2 separate regions of the Homo sapiens genome follow, and region 1 is linked to region 2. A link is an interaction called in ENCODE POLR2A ChIA-PET data of the cell type or tissue named here. Cell type or tissue: OCI-LY7. All regions are shown on one strand. Each heading gives the region's core, and the rest is flanking DNA. Links, peaks and the distances in the headings are about the cores only.

What was found. ChIA-PET counts read pairs that join two places held together with the same protein. Peaks named below come from ENCODE experiments on the same cell type or tissue, not always from the same donor. Only the 100,000 strongest peaks of a DNase experiment are listed, where the experiment ranks them.
Region 1: POLR2A ChIA-PET joins it to region 2 with 10 read pairs; 4 of 35 experiments call an interaction of 5 or more read pairs at or near these places.

What each region holds. Positions count from the first base shown.
Region 1 is chr13:30,451,187-30,456,569 of GRCh38, reverse strand. No RefSeq gene overlaps it. Among named protein-coding and RNA genes, the nearest start is that of HMGB1, 12 kb to the left of the region's middle. In OCI-LY7, for the core only: a CTCF peak has its summit at 2,556 (motif pointing left); a DNase peak (open chromatin) is centred at 2,559; H3K27ac peaks cover 2,884 bases.
Region 2 is chr13:30,548,373-30,553,755 of GRCh38, reverse strand. It overlaps a transcript of HMGB1 not described here and the pseudogene PTPN2P2. Among named protein-coding and RNA genes, the nearest start is that of USPL1, 67 kb to the left of the region's middle. In OCI-LY7, for the core only: CTCF peaks have their summits at 2,161 and 2,368; a DNase peak (open chromatin) is centred at 2,375.

The DNA.
Region 1 (5,383 bases), core at 279-5,278, 97 kb after region 2:
CTCTTAGGACAAGCCACTGCTTTATTTAAACTGCTAAACTATTTCTCAAACTCCTGGCCTCAAACTATCCTCCCTCCCTCCTCGGCCTTGTTGCTGAGATTACAGGCGTGAGAACCACAGTTCCTGGCCTAAACTGCTAAACTATTTCTCTAAAGTTACTGCAGTAACTAAATAAGTAATCCACTGTGTGAAAATGAGGAGGTTCTTTCTCATTTTGATATACTCTGTCCTAAATGGAAGTATGTGGTAGTTTTTTGGTTGGTTTGTTTTATTCTGGGGAGGGTCTTTTCTAGCAGAGATTCTATGTCAATCTTACAGAAGCTGCAGCCAACAGTTTTGGAAATGCAAGTTGTTCAATAAGGTGTAGCAAAAGGAGAAATGTGTGGCCCAGATACTAGCCTTTAGGAGACAAGTGTTTGGAAAGGCAGAATGGATTCTGAGGATTTGCCTTAAATGGAATAAAGTTCACCAGTTCCTTGCTGGAGATGATACTTTATGGCAAAGGACATACTCCAAATGTGCTTATAAATGAAATTGTATTTATATGCTCAAAGTGAAATTAAGCTGGCCGGGCGCAGTGGCTCACGCCTGTAATCCCAGCACTTTGGGAGGCTGAGGCGGGCGGATCATGAGGTCAGGAGATTGAGACCATCCTAGCTAATACGGTGAAACCCCCTCTCTACTAAAAATACAAACAAATTTTCCGGGCGTGGTGGCGGGCGCCTGTAGTCCCAGCTACTTGGGAGGCTGAGGCAGGAGAATGGTGTGAACCTGGTAGGCGGAGCTTGCAGTGAGCCGAGATCGCGCCACTGCACTCCAGCCTGGGTGACAGCGAGACTCCAACTCAAAAAAAAAAAAAAAAAAAGTGAAATTAAGCTTAGTTCCTTAGCGTTACATAGAATCTCTCATTAGAGGCTTTACCGTATTTTGTTTGTTAGCTTTTGCTTTTTGGGTTTTTTTCTCCTTTTCACAGGTGTTGACTGTACCCTGGTTTTGTTTATTGGGTTTCAATTAGAGCTTATTTTATAAAGTGATCTGAACATAACCAAGTAAGAGAATAAAAAACCCTAAAATAAAATAAGGATCTGTTGAGTGTGAGAGAGTGCTCCTAAAGATAAAGAAAAACAAGATGCTCAGTTGCCACAGCCTCAGGTGCCACTGTAATCCCTGGAAGAGATGAAGAGTAAGAACTTGGAGGCTACTCAAAGCAAAGATATTGCAGCTCCCCCACCCCTACACCCCAAGCCCCATTTCCCCAGGCCTTGCTCTGCCACCTGGAATCAGCCTGGCTGGGGCTTGGGCACAGGGAATGGGGCTAGGCACACTTAGGCTCAGAAGCAGAGAGGCTGACCAGAGAGCCTGTTTTCAGGGAGGGACAGAATAAGGCATAGCACTAGTGTAAGGTCCTAGCACATTACAGGCGAAGGGGGTCTAAGGGCTACCGTAGTCTAATCTGTGCATTTTTACAGAGTAGTGGACAGAGGCCCATAGGGATTCAGAGGCTTGCTCAAGGACAAATGGCAGTATCAAAACACTCTAGCAGCACCAGGCTCACAGTAGGTGCAAAAAAGATGTGAGCTCTTTCCCCTTCCCTTAAGGACAGCAACAAAAAGGCTGGAAAACTTCCTCATTGCCCCTCACTTCCAGGCCTGGGTTCTTCTGCTTTGGCTACAATTTTTGCTATGCTAGGATAGCCAGTACATTCTGCCATCACTGAGGTTCTTCTCTGGCTTTCTCCTTTGATTTACTTGGACAGAACATTTCTGAACTGAACCAAACCAAACCAAACAAAAATACTCCCAGTCATGTAGAAAGTTATAGGCTATCTGATTCTAAAGGGCTGGTAATCACTAATATAATAGATGCTGCTTAGGACTGTAGCCTGATCTTCTGGAAGTAGAAGCAAGATGCAATATGCTACACACGACAATAACTTTTGAAAAATCGGTTGCCCTTATTATGAATGAAACTTACATTATTGAAACAAAATAAATAAGAAAACAAAAACCTGTAATTCTACCAGTCAGCAAGACTATTACCATATTATGTGCCCTTCCAGTTTCTATATATAACATGTAATATATATAGATATATAGATATAGATAGATTTTAAAAATTGAGGTGAGACTCATATAACATAAAATTAACCTTTTTTTTTTTTTTTTTTTTGAGACGGAGTCTCGCTCTGTCACCCAGGCTGGAGTGCAGTGGCGCGATCTCGGCTCACTGCAAGTTCCGCCATCCGGGTTCACGCCATTCTCCTGCCTCAGTCTCCCGAGTAGCTGGGACTACAGGTGCCCGCCACTGCGCCCAGCTAATTTCTTGTATTTTTAGTAGAGACGGGGTTTCACTGTGGTCTCGATCTCCTGACCTCGTGATCCGCCTGCCTCGGCCTTCCAAAGTGCTGGGATTACAAGCCTGAGCCATCGCTCCCAGCCCATTCATTCGTTTTTAAGGCTGAATAATATTCTATTGTGTGTATATACCATAATTCCTTATTCATTCATCCAGTGATAAGGTCTTAGGCTGTTTCCACCTTGTGGCTATTGTGAATAATGCTGCTATGAATGTGCGTGTACATGTATTTGTTTGAGTTCTTGTTTTCAATACTTTGGGTATATATCTAGGAGTGGAATTGTCGGGTCATATGGTAATTTTATGACTAGCTTTTTAAGGAACTGCCAAACTGTTCTCCACAGCAGCTGCACCACTTCACATTCCCACCAATGATGTATGAGGGTTTCAATTTCTCTACAACCTTGCCAGCACTTCCTATTTTCTATTTTTTAAAATTATAGCCATCCTAGTAGGTGTGAAGTGGAATCGCATTGTGATTTGATTTGTGTCTCCCTAATGACTGATGATACTGAGTGTCTTTTCATGTGTTTATTGGCCATTTGTATGCTTTGGAGAACTAATTCAAGTTCTTCACCCATATTTAAATTGAGTTGTCTTTTTGTAGTGTTGTGTGCATATAGATATACATACATATATATGTTTTAAAAAATGTTAATAATTTAAAAATACTGCATTTGTAAGCTGCTTTTTCTACTTCACAGTCTATCTTGAACAAAAGTCTATGTCAGCTGGGCACAGTGGCACACACCTATAATCCCAGTACTTTGGGAGGCCAAGGCAGGCGCATCACTTCAGGCCAGGAGTTTGAGACCAGCCTGGCCAACATGGTGAAAGCTTGTCTTTACTATAAATACAAAAATTAGCCAGGTATGGTGGCATGCGCCTATAGTGCCAGCTACTCAGGTGACTGAAGCACAAGAATCGCTTGAACCTGGGAGGCGGAGGTTGCAGTGAACTGAGATGGTGCCACTACACTTCAGCGTGGGCAACAGAGTGAGATCCTGTCTTTAAAAAAATTTAAAAAGTCGGCCGGATGCGGTGGCTCACACCTGTAATCCCAGCACTTTGGGAGGCTGAAGCGGGTGGATCACCTGAGGTCAGGAGTTCGAGACCAGCCTGGCCAACATGGTGAAACCCCGTCTCTACTAAAATACAAAAATAAACTGGGCATGGTGGTGGGTGCTTGTAATCCCAGCTACTTGGGAGCCTGAGGCAGGAGAATTGCTTGAACCCAGGAGTCGGAGGTTGCTGTGAGCCGAGGTCGCACCATTGCACTCTAGTCTGGGCAACAAGAGTAAAACTCCATCTCAAAATAAATAAATAAATAAATATAAATATTAAAAAAGTCTATGTCATCATATATTCTTATTCTGCTGGGCATTATTTTAAGTGCCTGAATGTAAAATACCATAAATTATTCAATCAATTCCATATTATTAGACATTTAGTTTATGATTTTTTACTGTTACATATAAGGTTAACATGACTATCCTTTCTTTATGCTCACACCTTTGCCCATAATTATTTTCTTAGGATATAAATATATTCCTCAAAGGGAAATCACTGAATCAAAAGATGAGCCAAATTTGGTGAATTTTACCAAGCTACCTTTGGAAAGTTTTCACCCAAATGTAACAACTTTTTAAAAGGCTATTCAGACAATTTTACATAGAAGGGATACAAAATAGGGTCATGGTTTCTAAGATTTTATAAAGGTTCAAGCCTACAACAGTGGGGGGAATCGTGAAAGGAGTAAACCTTCAAAAGCAAGCAGATAAAAAGCCTGAAAAACTTGGAAAACCATTGGATTGAAATGTCCATTCCTCTTTATACTTCTGTTACCTTACTACTTTTCAGGTTGGAGATTAACAGAAAGAGCTTTTATATTCAAGTAATTGCAGAACTGCAAAAAGTGAATGCCTAGATCAATTGGAATTGGTAGAAAAACTGAAAATTTTGCACGAGCATTAGAGCTTTTTTGCTTTTTACTTCATTGTGTCACTGTACTTTGTAAAAACCTACATAATCTCCAAAATTTACTAATTAGTAACTGTATCAGATTTTTTTTCTTTAAATAAGGTTAAATAACAACATTTTCACATACTGTTTTAAAACCAAGACGTAGATCAACATTCTTTCAGGCATTTAACAGTGGCCAATAGGCCAACATGAAACTGAATTAATTATGTATAATTTATCCTCTAGACAATCCCATAGGAATCTTTTTCATACATTGATGAGTAATGGATTTTACCCTACATAGGTCACTGAAAAGCAGTGTAAATTTCATGGCTTTTTTGTGTTTGTTTGTTTTTTTTCTGAGATGGAGTCTTGCTCTGTCGCCCAGGCTGGAGTGCAGTGGCACAATCTCAGCTCACCGCAACCTCCGCCTCCTAGGTTCAAGCGATTCTCCTGTCTCAGCCTCCTGAGTAGCTGGGATTACAGGTGCCTGCACCATTCCTGGCTAATTTTTGTATTTTTTAGTAGATACGGGGTTTCACCATGTTGCCAGGCTAGTCTCAACCTCCTGACCTCAAGTGATCCGCCCGCCTCGGCCTCCCGGAGTGCTGGGATTATGGGCGTGAGCCACCATGCCTGGCCTCATGTTTCTTTTAAGCACTTAACTTTTAGAAGGCAGCATTGCAAACTTTCACGTCTGAATTTATATATATTGAGCTTCTATAGATAATTACAGTGTACCTTTAGAAATAATATTGATTTTGGCCAGGCGCAGTGGCTCACACCTGTAATCCCAGCACTTGGGGAGGCCAAGGCAGGCGGATCACGAGGTCAGGAGATCGAGACCATCCTGCCCAACATGGTGAAATCCCCGTCTCTACTAAAAATATAAAAATTAGCTCGGCATGGTGGCATGCACCTGTAGTCCCAGCTACTCGGGAGGCTTAGGCAGGAGAATCGCTTGAACCCGGGAGGCAGAGGTTGCAGTGAGCCAAGATCACACCACTACATTCCAGCCTGGGCGAAAGAGTGAAACTCTGTCTCAAAAATAAATAAATAAATAAAT
Region 2 (5,383 bases), core at 69-5,068:
ACTCATTTCGAATTTCCAAGTACGGCAGCTGCCAGCGATGCTGAGCATCCAACTCCTTGAACTCCCGCTCAATGATGGTGGGCATGGCTGGGACAAATAGTGAATCTTAAGAGAAATGGAAGAGTGAGGTTGGCTCCTAAGCTGGACAGACACTCAATGTGGTTTATTATAGTCAATCATTACTCAAGGAAGTTGTATATATTCTATTCATATATATATTTGGTAAATTTCTAATTACCATACCCCTATGAAGTCATTACCATACTCCTATAAAGTATTATCTTCATTATAAAGTGAAGAGAGTGAGGCTGAGAGAAGTTAAATTATGTGCCCAAGGTCATGGCTAGTGAATGAGCAAACTTGGTTTCAAAGTCAGGTCTGTCTGGCTCCCAAGCCACCAGTCTTTTACGTTACCACATTGTCTTAGTCTGGGCTCTCCCGAAAGCAAAGCCTGTACAAACAACTTGGAGGTAGGTAGGGAGTTTATTTGGGAATGTGACACCAAGGAATAGACTGTGATAAGACAGAAGAATGACCCCCCGGAAGGAGAGAAAGCCAACCCAAGGGTCCCTTTCAAATTGGCAACCATTATGAATATCTGCTACTTGATCCTGTGGGAGCTTCTGAGGAACCTTTTAACATGCATCTCAGAATTGGCCACCCTGGGCTAAAAATGAGACAAGCATTTTTTCTATGAGCTCCTGTCCCTCAGTGGTCAGGGCAAGCTTACAGGCCTTAACTGTCCTGCATTTCCAGATTGTCCATATCTGAGTGCCAAGTGGTTCCCATGGGACTCCTGTGTCACAGCTCCAATGTAGCCCTGGGGCCAGAAACTAGGGGCAGAGGCCAAAAGCAGGTGCTGTGAGGTTGCATCCGCACAAGGTAGAAGAAGCCCACAGAGACCTGGGTACCATAGCAGTGTTTGAAATAAGAGGTGAAATTGAGAACACGTGATATATTGCTCAGAATGTTTAGAGACACATGACCAGTTACAATGAGAGAGTGGAATGAGAATCTTCAATGTCTCATCATGCATTCATTCATTCATTTATCCATTCAGTCACCAACGAATGCTGGGTAGTATATGAAGTGATAGAAGAATTAAAATGGGTCTAGCTGAGTCTCAGATACGACAGAAAAGAAAATAGACAATATGATAGTGTGTGCTAAGTGCTTCAATAGAAGTATACAAAAAGGTAGTAAAAGTATCGAAGAGAGATACCCAGTGTATTCTGTGTGTGGACAGAGAGGGGGTGTGGGGAGAAGGGAGGTCATTTTCCTAGAGCTTAGTCTTGAAAGATAAATAGAAGTCAGCCAACTGAGGAGAAATATGAGCATCAACTCTATATTCAAATTAAATTTTAGTATTTCAATATTAAATTTCCTAAGTATGATCCTTGTGGTTATGTAAGAGAGTGTCCTATTTTTAGGAGATACTTGCTGAAAAATTTAAGAGTAAAGTGTCATAATGTCTGCAACTTACTCTCAAATGATTCAGCAAAGTAAATATTTGGGGATGGGGAAAAGCAAGTGAACACAAATGTAGCAAAATGTTAATAACTGGTGAATATAACTAAAGGATATGTGTGTGTTTATTGCACTAATCTTACAACTTTTTTAAATTTTCTGAAATAAAAAAAGGAGAGGAGAAAATTAATTGAGGGCCATGGGCAGGGGTTGGGGAGGAGCAGTCTGGGATGGGCTTGTGAGAGGGACACCAATACCTGAGGACGCTTGGGGCATTTTTAAAATTGCAGCGATTGGCCAGGTGCAGTGGCTCACACCTGGAATCCCAGCACTTTGGAGGCCAAGGCAGGAGGATCGTTTGAGACCAGTCTGGGCAACAGAGCAAGACCCCGTCTCTACAGAAAATACAATATTAAATAGCCAGGCATGGTGGCACATGGCTGTGGTCCCAGCTACTCAGGAGGCTGACGTGGGAGGATTGCTTAAGCCCAGGAGTTTGAGGCTGCAATGAACTATGATCGCACCACTGCACTCCAGCCTGGGCAACAGAGCAAGACCCTGTCTCTAAGAAAAGTAAATAAATTGCAGTGGTTAGTGGGACACCATGGGACATAAATGCTCATGATAGAGAAGCAACAAAAATGAGACAAGAAAAGGGAGTGATCTGTGCTAGAGTGTTGGGCTGCATCCTAGAGGCCTGGGTGACATTGAATAATTTCATGCATCTTTTGTGTTTAAATGGTCACTTTAGCAGCAGTTTAATGAGAATGGATTAGAAAAGGCCAAAACTGTGGCAAGAAGTTTAGTTTTTATGTTATGGTATTTAAGGTTACAGGTTCTATAGGCCTACCGGAAAATGGTGCCAAGATAAAGTGAAGACAGCTTTGAAACTGCAGAGGGCAGAAGAGTCAACAGGACTTGGCAATCCCCTATACTCAGTGAGTTCCTAAGATGGACTTGGTTCAGTTCAGTGATGAGCCTTTTAAACCCCAAAGAGAAGGAAGACTTGCGGAGGAAAAAAATTAGTTTTAGAATGTATTTAACCATGAAATAATGAATTAAGGTGCTTAGTTTATACATCAGGGGTTTATTTATCTTTTATCACCATAACTAGTACTGCTTGCATTATAGTAGGTATTCGATAAAATTTTTTAAACTGTGTTTAGAAATCATGATAGTAGATGGTAAAATGCTTTCTTCAGTTGCTGATACTCGGGGGAAATATGTTGTATATTTTAATGTTTTCTCCCTGAGGGCTAAGCATTTGGTGAACATCTGTCTCCTAACACCTGTTGGGCTGGTTTACCTGGCAATCTAAAGTGAACATGTGCCAGGGTAGTGCCACTTAAAGTACCTTCACTTTTTAGAATCTATCAGATGTGTTTAGAATCAGTTTTGTCTTCCACCAGCTAGTTTTCTCAGTTTAGAAAGTACATGTATTTCTACTTCTTAGTAAATGTAATATATGACACATGAATTTAAAGAACGTACAAAGTAGGAAACATTTATATTTCATACAACTTGAATTTTCAAATGCAAAAATTTCCTCTTGGGAGTGAGTCTTATGTTTTGGAGCAGGAATGACAGAACAGATATGGTACCAAAGCCAAGCTCACCTAGATATTGCAGACACACAGGCAAAAGAGGAGGTGGCCCGAGTGTGTCATCCGAGGGTCCCTCGGCATGGGAGCAGTTCCTCTGGTGGGTAGTGAACTGAGCAAAGAGGCAAATGAATGATAGGTAGTTACACAGAGAGAATCCCTACATTAAGGAAGTACGACAAACACGAGGACTCGATTTAGATTCTATGTCTAAGAGCCTTCCTTTGACATCCCTCCCCACCATGTCAGGGAGGATATGTACTCTCATTCCATTCAGTCGTTAGCACTGCTCACACTGGTAATAGCTTCTCGTTGTCTGCTTTCCTCTTTGGACTTTAGATAGCCCCTTGAAAGCCACCCACCTTTGTGTTCCCAGTGTTTAGATTGGTCCCTAGCACAATGTCAGTGTTCTGTAACTTTTACATACATGAATGAACAAATGGACAAATGAACATACATGACTTCCTAAAAGGATGTCATAGCTCCTGATAGTCATGACAGCACTAGTATTAACCTTTGTTTTGTAATGAGTTTCAATTTAATGTTAAGGAAAATATAGGATTTTAAAAACTAGTACACACACATACACATATTCCAGAGTCTTTCTAGTGAGTTTGAATATTAATTTATAAAAGAATCTAACATCACATGCTTTAAAAAATAGTGTTTGTGGCCAGGTGTGGTGGCTCATGCCTGTAACCCCAGCACTTTGGGAGGCTGAGGCAGGCGGATTACTTGGGGTCAGGAGTTCCAGACCAGCCTGGCCAACATGGCAAAACCCCGTCTCTACTAAAAATACAAAAATTAGCCAGGCGTGATGGCGGGCGCCTGCAATCCCAGGTACTCGGGAAGCTGAGGCAGGAGAATTGCTTGAACCCGAGAGGCGGAGGTTGCAGTGAGTCGAGATCATGCCACTGCATTCCAGCCTGGCGTGCAGGCTGAGATGGAGCAAGACTCCATCTCAAAAAAAAAAAAACAAACAATTAGTGTTTGTGCCAGGCACAGTGGCTCATGCCCGTAATCCCAGTACTTTGGGAGGCCGAAGCAGGAGGGTCTGTTGAGGCCAGGAGTTCAAGACTAGCCCGGGCAACATAGTGAAGCCCTGTCCCTACACACACACACACAAAAAGTACAAAAATTACTCAGACATGGTGGCCTGCACCTGTAGTCCCAGCTACTCAGGAGGCTGATGCAGGAGGACCACTTGAGCCCAAGAGCTGCAGTGAGCTGTGATTGTGTACTGCTCTCAGCCTGGGCAACAGCGTGAGAATCTGTTTATTACTCTGAACACTATCACTATTACTGTAAGAGTGATAGAGTTTATTACTAAGTTGTTGTTTTAGAATCTGTCAAATACAGAGATGCTGCCCCAATCTGGTCAGACATTCGTATTTATTTATTTATTCAGACAGCATCTCACTCTGTCACCTAGGCTGGAGTTCAGTGGCTCAATTACGGCTCACTGCACCCTTGACCTCCTGGACCCAAGCGAGCACCTGAGTAGCTGGGACCACAGGTGTATACCAGCATGACCAGCTATTTTTCTTATTTTTTGTAGAGATGGGGTCTCACTCTGTTGCCCAGGCTGGTGTTGAACTCCTGGGCACAAGAGTTCCTCCTACTTGGCCTCCCAAAGTGTTGAGATTACAGGTGTGAGCCATTGCACCCAGCGTCTCTGATTCTTTTGATTCCATTGAAACTAAAGTTTCAGTACATCAAGAAAGAAAGCAGCCCAAAGGAACTCACACCGTCCCTTTATTCACTATCAGGGACAATGTTAATAGGGACCGCTTCCAGCTGTCTGCACAATGTCCTTTACTGTCCAAGACCAGCACTTCCAAGATAGCGTGGTTCATTTGGTCTTAGGAACAGATACTGAGGAGTTGGTCCATAACCCACAGCAAAGCTCTGCAGGCACCTGATACCATGGAGAGGTGTTCTGACATTCTTATACGTCCCCCAAGGCAGAAACTGTAGGTTCTGAGTGACATCTCATCATAATTAGTGGAAGCATTAAGAGGCAAGCAAGCATAATTCTGGGCAGAGAAGGGCTCCCATCATAAGAATTTTGCAAACCGCATACTCTTTTATTTTGTAACAATGCTTGTAATTTATCTTTTGGAAAGAGGCACACAGATCTTGATGTAACTTGTGTAATAGACACTGTTCGCTAATGAAATATCCTTTTCAAATGAAAGGAAAATATTAGTTTCCTAGTCAGGTGCTGTATTAGTCCATTCTCGTGCTGTTAATAAAGATATACCCAAGACTGGGTAATTTATAAAGGAAAGAAGTTTAATTGACTCACAGTTCAG